Linked DNA regions of Homo sapiens: region 1 is linked to region 2. A link is an interaction called in ENCODE POLR2A ChIA-PET data of the cell type or tissue named here. Cell type or tissue: IMR-90. All regions are shown on one strand.

Evidence for each region. Peaks named below come from ENCODE experiments on the same cell type or tissue, not always from the same donor. Only the 100,000 strongest peaks of a DNase experiment are listed, where the experiment ranks them.
Region 1: POLR2A ChIA-PET joins it to region 2 with 10 read pairs; 4 of 35 experiments call an interaction of 5 or more read pairs at or near these places.

The regions. Positions count from the first base shown.
Region 1 is chr22:29,822,909-29,830,908 of GRCh38, reverse strand. It overlaps ASCC2 (activating signal cointegrator 1 complex subunit 2), which reads left to right. Exons shown (of 20, transcript NM_032204.5): 3 at 5,129-5,287; 4 at 5,652-5,822. Among named protein-coding and RNA genes, the nearest start is that of ASCC2, 11 kb to the left of the region's middle. In IMR-90, no CTCF peak of the experiment used is centred here; a DNase peak (open chromatin) is centred at 3,108.
Region 2 is chr22:29,736,569-29,744,568 of GRCh38, reverse strand. ZMAT5 (zinc finger matrin-type 5) reads left to right here. Exons shown (of 6, transcript NM_001003692.2): 3 at 2,089-2,151; 4 at 3,839-3,919; 5 at 6,128-6,239. Among named protein-coding and RNA genes, the nearest start is that of CABP7, 21 kb to the right of the region's middle. RefSeq lists an enhancer at 6,446-7,299. In IMR-90, no CTCF peak of the experiment used is centred here; no DNase peak of the experiment used is centred here.

The DNA.
Region 1 (8,000 bases), 86 kb before region 2:
ATGTGGGTTGTTAGACTGCAGGCATTGTGAGAGCGATGGCCTGGTCCTTGCCCTTTACTCCTGATTTCCAGTGCCAGGCGCACAGGAGGCTCTCAGAAAACATTTGGTACATGAGTCAGGGACTGCAGCCAGGCCATGTGCCAGGTGCTGGAGCTATAAAGAGAAAAGACATGGTCTCTGCCCTTGAAGAGCCCACGACCTAAGAGAAAGACAGACCAGTAGCTTCTCTAGTGTGATCAGGGTTGTGACAGAAGGAAGTCTAGGCTGTTCCATGAGTGCAGAGCCGGGGCCGCCGATCCAGACCAGTGGGGTGTGTAGGGGCAGGGAGGCTTTGGCCTGGTGGGAGGGTACGTGCAGCCCAGGAGGGCTTCCTGAAGGAAAGGGCTTCTGAACTGGGTATTGAAGGGCAACTTAACACTAGCTGGGCAGAGCAACAGGAGAAGGCTGGACCTGGTAGGACAACCTTAGTATGCAGTTCTGGAGTCTTGAGAGATCCTGACTCTTACACTAACCACAAGTCACTTGAGGTGGCAACAGTATAGCAGAGTTAGCAAGTACAGGCTTCGTGTTCATTTCACACATATTTGAATATTTGTCTTTGTGTCTTTGGGCAAGTTATTGAACCTCTCTAAGCCTCAAATCCAAAAGCGATAATAATAGGACCAGCTTTGCAGGGTGGTTGTGGGGATTAAATGAGATGCCTGTGAATGAGCACTGTGCCTGGAACATAGTAAGCACTCAATAAATTGTTATTACAATGGTGATGACAGCAGGGACAACAACAGCAGCACTAAATTGGGGGTATGGTGGGAAGGCAGATGAGTTGAGGGAGACAGCTGCCTGATCGAAGAGGGGTCTTGCTGGCAGACTGAAGAGTGTTACTCTGAAGGCCACGGGCAGCTCCTGAAAGATTGTACTAAGATATGTGTCCACCCTATATTTGTCCCTTTAGTCTTGGCTTGGGGCATGATCTCTAGCCAAAGGGTAGTTACCACACCACCTTTTCAGGGTAATTGGTAGAGCTAATGTTGGTTGAGGATCTATTTGAATAGCACATACTTGAAGACCCAAAAGAAATAGTCTTGTGGCCAGGCCCGGTAGCTCACGCCTGTAATCCCAGCACTTTGGGAGGCTGAGGCAGGTAGATCACTTGAGCCCAGGAGTTCAAGACCAGCTCGGGCAACATGGCAAAACCATTTTTTTTTTTTCCCAGACAGAGTCTTGCTCTGTCGCCTAGGCTGGAGTGCAGTGGCGCGATCTCGGCTCACTGCAACCTCCGCCTCCCGGGTTCAAGTGATTCTTCTGCATCAGCCTCCTGAGTAGCTGGGACCAGCTAATTTTTGTGTTTTTAGCAGAGACGGGGTTTCACCATGTTGGCCAGGCTAGTCTCGAACTCCTGACCTTGTGATCCGCCCGCCTTGGCCTCCTAAAGCACTGGGATTACAGGCGTGAGCCACCACGTCCAGTCAGCCTCCATTCATTTCTTTGTCCAGCCAGCAGATCTGTACAGAAAGTCTGCTCAATGCCAGGTGGTGTTCTATAGACTCGGAATGCTGGGTGAGCAAAGCTCAGACTGCCTCCAGACACCTACAAGCTAGTGGGGGAGACAGCTGGGAAGACCAGTCCTCCCCTTTTATACAGCTTTATTCAGGCATTGTTGAAGGACAATAAACTGCACATATTTAAAATATACAATTTGCCAACACCTATGAAAAGAAAGGGAATTTTTTTTTTGAGGTGGAGTCTAACCTGTTGCCCAGGCTGGGGTGCAGTGGCATGATCTCTGCTCACTGCAACCTCCGCCTCCCAGGTGCAAGTGATTCTCCTGCCTCAGCCTCCCGAGTAGCTGGGACTATAGGTGCGTGCCACTACACCTGGCTAAGTTTTGTATTTTTGATAAGAGATGGGATTTCACAGTGTTGGCCAGGCTGGTCTCAAACTCCTGGCCTCAAGTGATGGGCCTGACTTGGCCTCCGAAAGTGCTGGGATTACAGGCATGAGCCACTGTACCCAGCCAACATTTTAAAAATTAAAACGTAAAATATGCAATTTGATTGGTTTTTCCATCTGTATGCATGCATGAAACTATCATCATCAATGAGCATTTCTACCACCCCTGAAAGTTTTCTTGTGCCTCTCTGCAATCCATGCCTTCCTCCCACCCTTTCCCCATCCAAACCACTGATCTGAAAGCACTTTTAATGCTGTTCAAGTGGTATAGAGAGGTGAGCACAGAATGCAGGTGCTGAGGGAGAGCTTAGATGAGCTCCTAATCCAGCTGGGATGGGAGTCAGGGAGGCTTCCTGGAAGAGGTGAGATTGGAACTGGGGTCAGAAGGACAATCAGTGAGACCAGGATGGCACACAGATACCATAGGTCATTTAATAGGTCTGCAGTGTAAGCTTTGGCTCAAATCCTGCCTCAGTTGCCTCTTTAATCCCATGACCTTGGGAAAGTTCCTGAAACTTACTGTTTGATTCCTCCTCTAAAATGGGATGAATACTATGTCTCTTTTAAATAGTTTTTGTAGATTAAAAAAATAGGGGCTGTGGGTTGTGCCTGCTTAGTGGCTGGCACAGGGCAGGTCCACAATGAGTGGCAGCTTTCATTTGCACCATTCCAGCATTCACCAAATCTGTCTCCCACCGCCCAGTGCAATCTGTGCCCTTTTGTTATGACCCATGTTTATGCCTCCATAAAAATGTTTCTTCCATTTGAAGTCCTTATCCTCGAATGCTTGGAGCCTTGGAGGAAGTCTGCTTGCTCTGGGAAGCCGTCCCTTATCCTCCAGGTGCTATTAATTCCCTTCTGCATTTCCACAGTCCCTCTGCCAGGTTTGAGCTGTCACTTCCTTTGTTTTGTGCTCACTTGGTGATTTAGATGTCCATCTTCCCCCTGTGGGATTGTAGGGAAAGTAGAATCTCAGGGGTGTGTGTGTGTGTGTGTGTGTGTGTGTGTGTCAGAAGAATGAGTAGCCTGGTGTGTGTGTGTGTGTGTGTGTGTGTGTGTCAGAAGAATGAGTAGCCTGGTGTGTGTGTGTGTGTGTGTGTGTCAGGAGAATGAGTAGTCTGGGTGTATGTGTGTGTGTGTGTGTGTGTCAGAATGAGTAGCCTGGTTGTGTGTGTGTGTGTGTGTGTGTGTGTGTGTGTGTCGGGAGAATGAGTAGCCTGGCCTGAGTGAGAAGTGAGGGAAGAGGTAAAGTGCCAACAGATAGAAGAGGGAGGAAGCTTGGAAACCAAGGAGATGTATTTCGGCTCCTGACAGTTGTTTTGAACTTGTTTCAGCCAGCAGAATTTCTTTTTCAACAGATTTGTACCTGTAACTCCATGATACAAATTTGATTTAAATGGGAGGGGGTCCTGCAGACCCACATGAGAGGTGGCCTTGAAGAATCCTTGTGGTACCCACAGGCTCTACAGTTTGGAAACTCGCGTAAGGCACTAGGAAGGCATAGATGGTTCTTGAGGAGGCTGACCTCTTATCAGTCTCAATTTTTCTATATCCCCTGGATCAACAGACCTGGAAGTGGATGGACTGTGGTTGATAAGAGCTGACACATTGCCTGGCCATCCTCCTGCTACCACTTCCCCAGAGAAAGCACCCGTTATGTAGTCAGAGGAGAAAACTGAGCCCATCTCCTCTTTATGGTGAACAAAGTAAGGTTTGTTCATGGCAAGTAGGGGCTGGAAGGGAGAACTTGTGATTCTACGCTGAGACTTACTTACAAAAAAATAAAAAACAAAAAAAAAGGAAAGAACAGACCCAGACAAATTGTTTCATGGGTATAATTTTTTTTTTTTTTTTTTTTTTTGAGATGGAGTCTGGCTCTGTCAGCCAGGCTGGGGTGCAGTGGCGTGATCTCGGTTCACTGCAAGCTCTGCCTCCCGGGTTCACGCCGTTCTTCTGCCTCAGCCTCCCGAGTAGCTGGGACTACAGGCGCCCGCCACCATGCCCGGCTAATTTTTTTGTATTTTTAGTAGAGACGGGGTTTCACTGTGCTAGCCAGGATGGTCTCGATCTCCTGACCTCGTGATCTGCCTGCCTCAGCCTCCCAAAGTGCTGGGATTATAGGCATGAGCCACTGTGCCTGGCCTTTATGGGTATAATTTAATGTAAATGCCTGGAAGAGGTCTGCAAGGACACCCATCAGATGGTGAGTGGTTACCTCTGCAGGGAACATGGGGCCTGGGAGTGTAGTCCCAGGCAGCTCACCTTCTCTGTACCTTGTAAGTTTTTGAAAGAAAAGATGCTTGTGTCAAATTATATAATTAAAAATTAATTTAAAAAGTAATATATGTGGCCAGGAGAGGTGGCTCAAACCTGTAATCCTAGCACTTTGGGAGGCCAAGGCAGGCGGATGGCTTGAGCCCAGGAGTTTGAGACCACCTGGGCAACATGGCAAAACCCCATCTCTACTAAAAAAAAATTAGCCAGGCATGGTGGTGTGCACCTGTAGTCCCAGCTACTTGGGAGGCTGAGGTGGGGGATCACCTAAGCCCAGGAGGTAGAGGCTGCCGTGAGCCAAGATTATGCCACTCCACTTCAGCCTGGGCAACGGGAGTGAGACCTGTCTCAAAAACAAAACAAAACAAAACAAAAGTAATATATGAATATATGTTCTTTTTTTTTTTTTAATGGGAAAGTCTATTCAAGCCACAATTCACCACCCCCCGCCCCCATCAGAGATAACCACTATTAGCTTTGGGGCGTCATCTCCCCAGCTTCTTTTTTAAAAATCAATACCAGTGTGTGAATATACTTACACTTTTTAAAGACCGAAAACTATGCTCTGGTTTTTCTTCATAACAAATAAATCTTTTGCCTTTTACTAAAAAAGGAAAATGAAAACTGATTATATTAAACAGAGAGTTTTGTATCCTGCTTTCTCTTCCCTTAACCTTTCCCCGTGTCATTAAATCCACTCCGAAAACATGGATTTTAATTACCGCCTAGTGTTCGCTGAATGCAACCATGCCCTCTTTGTTAGATACACTTGGTTCTTTATGCTTAAAAGCTCCTTGGAGGGTCACCGGTTGGAACAGCCAAGTGTTGTCATTGCTGTGGGTTGGCAAATGGGCCCTCGCTGACTAACCTCTGCCACGTTAACACGTGGTTTTTGGATCCGTAGCACCCCGAGCAGAAGGCAGACCGGTATTTTGTGTTATACAAACCGCCCCCTAAAGACAACATTCCCGCCCTAGTGGAGGAGTACCTGGAACGCGCCACCTTCGTAGCCAATGACCTCGACTGGCTCCTGGCCTTGCCTCACGATAAATTCTGGTGCCAGGTAACATTCTATCAAAATTAACGCTAAGACAAAGCACATGACATGCCATTGGTTGGTTGCTGTTGTTGTTTTTCTTCCCCTAGGAGGTGCTTTTTTGTCTACTTCTTTCACTGGATCCTTAACAGCAAATTGTGGTTCGGATTGCTCTGTCTTGTATCACAATCTTAATGTTTACACACCTTTCAAAGTGTCAATTTTAGAATCTTGTGTTTAGCCCTTGGCTCATTCATACCTCCTTGGTCCCTTGGGGTCGGAGTGTTTGGAATAGGGCAGGGCTGATGGGCATTGAGTCCCTGCACAGTCCACCCACAAGCCCCTGGGGCCTAAGGGATAAATCCTCGCTCTCCTCTGTCTCCTGGTTTAGGTGATCTTTGACGAGACTCTACAGAAGTGCCTGGACTCCTACCTGCGCTATGTCCCCCGCAAATTCGACGAGGGGGTGGCCTCAGCCCCTGAGGTTGTTGACATGCAGAAGCGCCTCCATCGAAGTGTTTTTCTCACCTTCCTCCGCATGTCCACTCACAAGGAATCCAAAGTAAGCCACTGATCCCATGACAGGTCATCACCCGATACTCGACACCTCTGTGCCGGGCTCTCCACCCCTGGGAAGGAAGGCTCTGGAAGCATTGAGTTTCCTCTTTGTCTCTCTTCCATCTTTATTCCCACTGTTGGGGAAGAAATCTGTGCCACGTCCCTTATCCTCTAATTCACTGGGTTGGTCTGTGTTACACCCAGTATTTCCATCAAAGAGAGCCGAGGGCCCTTTGCCAGCTGACGCGTGACTGCCTTGACTTGTGCGTCAGAGAGAAAAAACATTGATTCTGACTTCTTAAAGGAACTTGTGTACTCTTTTTAAAAATCTTTACTGTTTTTTTTTTCCTGACTTTAAAAATAATACTGCTATCTCTAAACAACCCAAACATTGCGGAAATACGAATGTCACCGACAAAATCTCTCCCCTGCAAAATAACCACTGTTAGGTGCATTTTTCTTTCTTTGCTTTTTTTGAGACAGGGTGTCACTCTGTTGCCCAGGCTGGAGTGCAGTGGCGTGATTATAGCTCATTGCAGCTTCAGTCTCCCAGGCTCAAGTGATCCTCCCATCTCAGCCTCCCAAATAGCTGAGATACAGGCATGCACCATCATGCCTGGCTAATTTATTTGATTTTTAGTAGAGACGAGGTCTCGCTATGTTTCTCAGGCTAGTCTTGAACTCCTGAACTCAAGTTATATTCCCACCTCAGGCTCCCAAAGTGCTGGAATTACAGGCATGAGCCACTACACCCAACCCTATTACATGCATATTTCTTCAGGGAATTTGTTCCCTTTGAGTGTGTGTGTGTGTGTGTGTGTGTGTGTGTGTGTGTGTGTATTTAAAAAATAGGATCTTTTTAAAAAGTGTTATAATATGGACATTTTCTCTTCCTTTTTCTTTGTTTTTAGAGAATCTCTGTCACCCAAGCTGGAGTGCAGTGGCGCAATCATAGCTTCCTGCAGCCTCAAACTCCTGAGCTCAAGGAATCCTCCAGCCTCAGCCTCCAAAGTAGCTGGGACTGCAGACACCACCACACCCGGCTAATTTAAAAAATGTTTTTGGAGAGAGGGCATCTTGCTATTTTGCCCTGGTTGGTTTTGAATTCCTGGCCTCAAGCAGTCCTCCCTCTTCAGCCTCCCAAGTAGCTGGGATTATAGGCACTAGCCACCACACCTGACCTAGAATGGAAATTTCCAAATATACATAAATACAAAATTTTCTTTTCTTTTTTTTTTTTTTTGAGATGGAGTTTCACTCTTGTTGCCCAGGCTGGAGTGCAATGGCATGATCTCTGCTCACTGCAACCTCCGCCTCCTGGATTCAAGCATTCTCCTACCTCAGCCTCCCAAGTAGCTGGGATTACAGGCATGTGCCACCACTCCCAGCTAATTTTTGTATTTTTAGTAGAAATGGGGTTTCACCATGTTGGCCAGGCTGATCCCGAACTCCTGACCTCACGTGATCCGTCTGCCTCGGCCTCCCAAAGTGCTGAGATTACCGGCGCGAGCCATCGCGCCTGGCCACAAATACAAAATTTTCATATACAAAGTACAGTGAATCCCATGTACCCTTCAACAATTATCAACATTCCGCCAATCTCATTTTATCTCTCTCCCTTAGTTCTCTTTTTTCCTGAAGTATTTTAAAGCAATCCTAGATATCATACTAATTTATCTGCAAATATTTCAGGATAAATTCCCAACTGATTGTTTTATAGCATGCTTTGTTTTTACATTAAAAGGGAGAATGGGCCTGGTATGGTAGCTCATGCCTGTAATCCCAGCACTTTGGGAGGCCGAGGCAGATGAATCATTTGAGGTCAGGAGTTCGAGACCAGCGTGGCCAACATGGCAAAACCCTGTCTCTACTAAAAATACAAAAATTAGCTGGGTGTGGTGGCGAGCTCCTGTAATCCCAGCTACTTGGGAGGCTGAGGCAGGAGAATTGCTTGAACCTGGGAGGCGGAGGTTGCAGTGAGCCGAGATAGCACCACTGCACTCCAGCCTGGGCAACAGAGCAAGACTGTCTCAAAAAATAAAATTTAAAAAAAAATTTTTTTTAAAGGGGAGGCTGGGCACTGTGGCTTACACCTGTAATCCCAGCACTTTGGGAGGCCGAGGCAAGCTCATTGCTTGAGATCAGGAGTTCGAGACCAGCTTGGGCAATATAGGGAAACCCT
Region 2 (8,000 bases):
ACATGCCCTCCCCTAGTACCCCCCCACCTCAGGGAAAGGCAGGCAGTGGTGTCTGTAGCACCAGCTGGGTACAATGAGTCTGACAAGCCCGGCGCTAACAGATAGACCCTCCCCACCCTGCTGGTCCCCCTGGCATGAGTTCTCTGACAACCAACTCCTTATCCCAGCAGACCACACCCCCCGCCCGCCCCCGCCTCCCACAAGCCACCAGTTGCCCTTGGCAAATCACTTCCCTTGTCTGAACCTCTGTTTTCCCCTCTGCAAAGTGGGGATGTTTGCGCTGTTCAGAGGGTTTGTGAGGAAAAAATGAAGAATTGCTACCATTTGCTGTGTACCCACCCAGTCTTGGCCGTATACCTGGAGAACATGGTGCTAAGGCCACTGCTGGCCCCAGAGGCAAACCTGGTCACTTTCCTAGTGATTCTCATGTACCACCAGAGTTGGGAGCCACGGGCCTCCTCTGCAAAGCACTCTCCATTCATTATCTGATGACATTTTCACAGCAGCCCTGCCAGGTGGGAACTATCCTCCCATTTGACATATGGGGAAACTGAGACTTGGAGTTTATGCAGCTTGCACGTGGTCATATGTTGTTAGGATTTGAGCTCAGGTTTCTTGGACTCTGGAGCCTGTGGTCTTTCCTTGGCCTCTAGAAAAGGTGGTGGGTGAATGTCCAGCCCAGGCCTTGCCTCTCCCCTCCCCTGGGGTGGATATAAGGGTTCCTGAGTCAGGATACCATCCTCAGGTACCCTACTTCCTTACAGATTTTGACTGATTAATAGCTTGCCTATCAAGAAGCAAATTTAAAACCATACCTATATGATGAAAGTAAAGATAGGCTGGGCACAGTGGCTCACGCCTGTAATCCCAGCACTTTGGGAGGCCAAGTGGGGAGGATCGCTTGAGCCCAGGAGTTCGAGACCAGCCTGGGTAACATGGCGAAACCCCATCTCTACAAAAAAATTAAAAAATTAGCCGGGCATGGTGGCGGACGCCTGTAGTCCCAGCTACTCGGGAGGCTGAGGGGGAAGGATCACCTGAGTGCAGAAGGTGGAGGCTGCAGGGAGCTGAGATCATGCCGCTGCACTCCAGCCTGGGTGACAGAGTGAGAACTTGTCTCAAAGAAAGAAAAGAAAAATAGGAAAAATCAGAGGAAACTAGGGTTAAGATTAGGATCAGAGTGATTGCCGATGCTACAGAGTGATTGTCGGAAGTCCTGTCCGCGGCGGTGGCTGGTCTGGCCCTGAGTGCCCTACAGCTGGTGGAAGGAGGGGAGACAGAGGCCAGGGATTGCAGTCTTGCCTGTGGAGCAGTGCCTGGATCCTGGGATTGGCTGGTGGGCTTCCTGGGCACTAGGATTTACTTAAAAATTTTTAGCATTTTATTTTGAAATAATTATAGATTCACAGCAAGTTGCAAAGATAATAATGAGAAGTTCCATAGTGCCAGGATTTTTTTAAAGTATTATACCTCCAGGCTGGGCCCAGTGGCTCACACCTGTATTCCTAGCACTTTTGGAGGCCAAAATGGGAGGATCGTGTGAGCCCAGGAGTTCAAGACCAGCCTGGGCAACATAATGAGACACCAGCTCTACAAAAAGATAAAAAATATTAGCTGGGCATGGTGGTGCACAGCTGTAGTCACACCTAGTTGGGAGGCTGAGACTGGAGAAGGATCACTTGAGCCCAGGAGGTAGTGGCTGCAGTGAGCCATGATTGCACCACTGCACTCCAGCCTGGGTGACAGAGCGAGACCCTGTCTCTAAAAAACAAAAAAACCCAAAGTCCCCAGACTCTCCAGCTGACTCCCTCGTGCCAAGTTGAGAACTGCTGGCATGAAACTTGGTCCTTGTCTTTGGCCCGTCCTGCGTGGGGTGGGATGGATTGAGGTCACCTGCAGCTCGGATCCATCTGCCCAGGACTCCCACCTGTGGTCATCTCCTGCTTCCACTCCTCCGTGGAACAGGAAACTCTTCTTTCTGCACAGCTGTGTCGAGATAAAGGGTCCATATGCCCCTGTGGCTTCCACTTCCTGCCTCCTTTGGTGGAGCCTGAACCATCCGAATCCCGTCCCTCTCTTCTCTCGCAGATGCAGCTGCCATCTTGCTGGATGAGCAGAACAAGCGGCCCTGCAGGAAGTTTCTACTGACAGGTAAAGTCCTCTGCACAGCTCAGGTCCCTGCGGGGACCTGCGATATCCAGCCTGCCCCACTTGGACCTCTGCAGAGTGTCTTCCCCGACCCGGGCCACCATCCCAAGCCCACTTTGCAGCAGTGGCTCCAGCTGACTGGCCAGTCAGGGCCTTCCCAAGTGTGTCTCAGGACCTCCTAGAGTCTGGTCCTCAGCTCTTCAGATCTAGAATGTGATTATATCAGCTCACCTAGAACAAGCAAGGCGTGGGAGATTACATGTAAATCCAAGAGACACTTATGGGTGGAATAGACTTGTTGATTAAGTTAGCCTGGGAACCTGGCCTCCTTCCCAGCAGGCAGAACTTCAGAGAGTAACAGGGTTGATGATCTGAGGAAGTTCAGGATCAGAACCAAGGATGCTAGGTGTAGATTTGACTGCTCAGTACTCAGCTACTAGAGATGCATATAGGTCAGAGAGATAAAGGGCCGAGCATGGTGCCTCACTCTTGTAATCCCAGTACTTTGGGAGGCTGAGGTGGAAGGAATGCTTGAGGCCAGGAGTTTGAGACCAGCCTGGGCAACATAGCGAGACCCCATCTCTACCAAAAAAATTTTTTTTAATTAGCTGGGCATGGTAGCACACACTGGTAGTCCCAGCTACTAGGGAGGTTGAGGCAGGAGGATCACTTGAGCCCAGGAGTTCAAGGCTGCAGTGAGCTATGATTGCACCACTGCACTCCCACCTGGGCAACAGAGTGAGGACCCTGTCTCTTTTAAAAAAAGACAGAGCAAGAGGTAAAACCTCAGTAAGTGAAGGAACCAAAGACAGATACAAATAAGAGTAGGAAAAATAAGATAAAACCAAGAGAATAGTCTCCTCCATGCTTGCCCTTGAGGTCCTATGTATTCTCTAAGGGTTTGGCTCTGAGCTTCCTGGCAGCCATGGCAAAGAGGAAAACTATGATGATTCACATGGTTTGTAAGGGAGCTTAGCACTGGGGAGAGGTGCTGCAGCTGAACTAGGGAAACTGGGTGAATGTCCAAGCTCCCCTAGGATGGGCACCAAGCCTGCAGATCAGGGGCTTCCCTACAGACTTTGCCTTGATGTGAATATGTCACTGGTAGGTTATCCTGGCTTGAGACACCTCCAGCCTCCCAGTATCTCGACATACATTTTGGTCTCCTTGGTTGAAAGAGGGGAAGCCACCCCAGATTTTGGTGCCTCTTTGGCAAAGCTGCCACTGAAGCCTTTCTAAGGAGCAGTCCAATTGCTCCCGTGAGCCAGGTAGGCAGGCAGAATACTAGGCTGGGCATAGCACGTGCTGCGGCTTGGAGTGGAGAAAGGAAGCATTGCCCTTTCAGGAACCCATATGTAGTTCATCGAGGCAGGGCTGGGAGGGCTGGTGACAGAGACAGCCTGCAGAGGCTTGCGAGGCCCAGTCATGACAGGCTTCAGTTGGAAGTGATCCCCAGCATGGGGGGCAGCTGGAGAAGGGTCGTGAGCATGTGGCATGATAGGTGAGAAGTCGCTCTGGCTGCTGAATGGGCAGGGCCGGAGAGATTCCATTTTCTGTCCCGGATCAGGGTTGCTATTCTTTAGGCCCTGAAGTCCTGCCCCTAAGATTCTGGGATCCCTCATCTGGGCACCCCTCAGCCCCTGTGGGGAGCCCCTCCCGAGCAGCGAGTAACTCTGTCTTCCTGCTGCAGGCCAGTGCGACTTTGGCTCCAACTGCAGATTTTCCCACATGTCAGAGCGAGACCTGCAGGAGCTGAGCATCCAGGTGGAGGGTACGTCTCGGGATGCCCTGGGCTAAGCGGGAGTGGGGTGCTGGGGCATGTGGGCTCTGAGACCGGGGAAGCTGGCCTATGCCTCCCTATCTCCCCATCATTGGCAACCAAGGGCCACCCAGGGTGATGCGGAGCCCTGAGCCCCCGGTTTGGGCCAGGTGTTAGGAACAGCTTCAGCATGAGTGGAGAAGGCAGGCCTGTGTCCCCTTACAGTGGAGCCTGTGTGGCTTCCTGCCTGGGAGCCCTGAAGGTGCACCTCAGCCCCACCTGGACCCTGTGGCCAGCCCAGCAGTCATTGGTGGGTACACCCCATCCCTTCCTCAATCAGGCAGCATACCCAGTCCCCACTTGGCACCAAGCAGACCCCTTACGACAGTCTAGGGATAAGGAGTTTAGGAACGCACCTTCCCTGCCCTCTGGAGTCTCACAGCCTGGTGATTCCAGGGAGGGGCAAGTTCAGCTTCCATGGAAACTGACATCTCGCCTTTGGGAAATTCACTCCTCTAGTTAGAGAACAAGGAAGTTCTGACTGAGATGGTGTTTATCAATCTTCTTCCACAGCCTCTCACTGAACAGGTGGGGAAACTAAGGCCAACATTCAGACTGAAAGGCCTCGCGTGAGCCCCCCAGCAGGTTGGGGGCAGACTCCAGGTCTCTCAGTGCCTGCCCCCTTAAGCTTCTCTGTCCAGGAGGCCTCAGGGTAGCCAGTGAAGGTCTGGGGCAGCTTGGCCTTTGCCCTGATCCCCCTACGGGCCTCACTCCCCTCTGACCAGTTAGACACTGCAGGCTCCGTGCCCTGCCCTGGGAGCCAGTGGTGCTGTGGCTGCAGCCCCGGGACCAACACAGGGTTTCCAGGAGCATTTTTCCCCAGGGTGGAAGCAAGGCCTTGTGGGACTGGCCAGCAAGTCCTGGCAGCAGCGGCAGCTGCAGCTCTTCCCTGGCTATGGGCTCTCAGAGGACGGCTGGCCCATGGTGGGACGAGCACGGGGCAGTGGGCCTGGAACTGGAGACGATGCCGAGCGGGGACAGGAATGGGGAGAGGCCCAGGGAGGCTGGGAACAGAGTCCCAGCTGGCAGCTCTGACAGTCCCAGCTCTGCCACGTCCTCTGTAACCTTGGTACGTGGCTTAACCTCTTGGAGGCTGTGTCCTGTCGAATGTGATGTCTCTAAGGATGAAGCAAGATGACACCTGTACAGCCCAGGGCCCGGCCCCAAGTGAGCTCCAGAGACCAGGGCCCGGCCCCGAGTGAGCTCCAGAGACCGAGGCCTGGCCCCGAGTGAGCTCCAGAGACTGGGGCCTGGCTCTGAGTGAGTGCTAGTCAAGTGTATGATTACTTTCCTCTGGCCCAAGACTCCATCCCAGATGACTTGGCGACTCTGACCCCATCAAACGCTCACACCCAGCTTGTATAAATTCCATTCGTTGATTGGTTTTAATTCGTTGAGCAACAGGTTTTGTTGGACAGCTTATGAGAATAAAAACCAGGGAAGCTGAGGCTCATTACCCTGCCCAGGGTCAAAGACCCGGCAGGTGACAGAGCTGAGATGTGACCCCATTCGACTGCCCTCACTGCCTCCCTGCACCTCAGATTCAGACCCCTCCTTAGGGCCAGGCTCTCTCTCTCTTTTTTTTTTTTTGAGATGGAGTTTCACTCTTGCCGCCCAGGTTGGAGTGCAGTGGTGCGATCTTAGCTCACTGCAGCCTCCACCTCCTAGGTTCAAGCGATTCTCCTGCCTCAGTCTCCCAAGTAGCTGGGATTACAGGCACCCACCACCACACATGGCTAATTTTTTTTATTTTTATTTTTAGTAGAGGCAGGGTTTCTCCATGTTGGCCAGGCTGGTTTCAAACTCCTGGACTCAGGTGATCCGCCCGCCTTGGCATCCCAAAGTGCTGGGATTACAGACGTGAGCCACCACGCCTGGCCAGGGCCAGGTTCTCTACAAGCACTGTCCTGTTTCCAGCTCCCCAAGAGCTTGGAGGCAGCCGGGGTTGTCTCTATTTGATGGGAAAACAGAGCGAGGCCGAGTGCTGGGCCCTCGTGCACAGATGGCCTGGAGAAGCAGTCCAGGTGCATCCTCCTGGAAGGTTGCTGCAACTTCCCAGGCTTGCTCAGGGCCTACCAGTTGCTTCTGCTTTGTGAGAGGGTAGGGTTCTGGCAGGCAGGAGTGTACCCCTCACTTGCCTTTGTCTCCCTGTCCCCACAGAGGAGAGGCGAGCCAGGGAGTGGCTACTAGATGCTCCTGAGCTCCCCGAGGGCCATCTGGAGGACTGGCTGGAGAAGAGAGCCAAGCGGCTGAGCTCAGCCCCAAGTAGCAGGTACAGGTCCCCAGGGTTCCCTCCCGCTGTGCCCCCTGGGGGCAAAACCCCAGCCCGCCTTCCCCTTCCTGAGGCTCAGGAATCTCCATGAACTGCCCAGGCCCAGGGGCCGAATAAAGTTGCCTACACATAGCTCCCCGAGGAGCCCTTGGGGCCCCAGGCCCTGGCCAGAGGCTGAGGGGTGTTTGAAAGAGCCTCTCCCAAAGCTGGGCCCCTGTTGGAGTCTGTGCTGGCTGGAGGGGAGGCAGGCGGCAGAGCTGATTTGGCTGCAAGTCACAAGTCCGTTGCCAGAGGGAGGGGCCTGGGCTGTGGTCACCATGCACTGCTGCCCACTGTTGCCTCTAGGGCCTTGCAGAAGGGAAAACAGGGAGGGTGCGACTTGCCCGAGGGCACACAGACGGGAAAATGTAGAGCCGGGATTGCACAGGCGTGATGACGAGGTCCTGGTCCCACTGCCTTTCTAAGGAAGGGGGTCTGGAGATGGCCCCAGCCCTCGGGACGCTCACAAGTAGAAGGGGAGCTGCTGGATCGGGGTCCTTGGGGTGTGTGCTTCGTGATGTCCCTGGTCCTCCTCTTTGAGGGAAGGGCCTCGGGTGATATTCACATCAGAACGGGGCACAGGGCAGGCAGGGGCAGACAAAGGCTGGCGGCCAAAACCGAAGCCTGAGCTCCTGGGCTCTTCCTCCAGCAGTTGAAGGAGGGAGGGGAGGAAAAGGGGATAAAGCTGCGCCCAGGAGCCGCATGCGACTTTGAACACGTTTTCCCATCCCGACTACCTTGCTTTCCCCATCTTGCAACGGGCTTCAGACCTGACTACCTCTGTGGTGTGGCTTCACAAAATGGTGGCCTGGCCTGGGCCAAGGGGACCTGGCCAGATAGTCTGGGGGAAGAGGCCTTCCCTTGGAGCTCTGCCAGGAGGTGAAGGCCAAACTTCTTGCCTTCTCTGTGCTCCAGTGAAAGAGACTATGAGGGTGTTTTTTTTCTTTCTTTCTTTCTTTTTTTGTGATGGAGTCTTGCTGTATTGCCCAGGCTGGAGTGCAGTGGTGTGATCTCAGCTCACTGCAACCTCTGCCTCTGGGTTCAAGCGATTCTTCTGCCTCAGCTTCCCAAGTAGCTGGGATTACAGGCACCCACCATCATACCTGGCTGATTTTTGTATTTTTGTAGAGATGGGGTTTTACCATGTTGGCCAGCCTGGTCTTGAACTCCCGACTTCAGGTGATCCGCCTGCCTCGGCCTCCCAAAGTGCAACGTGTTGGGATTACAGGCATGAGCCACCACACTCGGCTTTTTTTTTTTTTTTTGAGACGGATTCTTGCTCTACCGCCCAGGCTGGAGTACAGTGGTGCAATTGTCTCATTGCAAACTCCACCTCTTGGGGTTCACGCCATTCTCCTGCCTCAGCCTCCTGAGTAGCTGGGACTACAGGCACCCGCCACCACGCCCGGCTAATTTTTTTGTGTGTTTTTAGTGGAGACGGGGTTTCACCATGTTACCCAGGATGGTCTCAATCTCCTGCCCTCCTGATCCACCCGCCTCAGCCTCCCAAAGTGCTGGGATTACAGGTGTCAGCCACCGCGCCCAGCCTTTTTTTTTTTTTTTTTTTTTTTGAGATGGAGTCTCGCTCTGTCACCCAGGCTGAAGTGCAGTGGCACGATCTCGGCTCACTGCAACCTCCGCCTCCTGGGTTCAAACATTTCTCATGCTGCAGCCTCCCAAGTAGCTGGGATTACAGGCATGCACCACCATGCCCGGCTAATT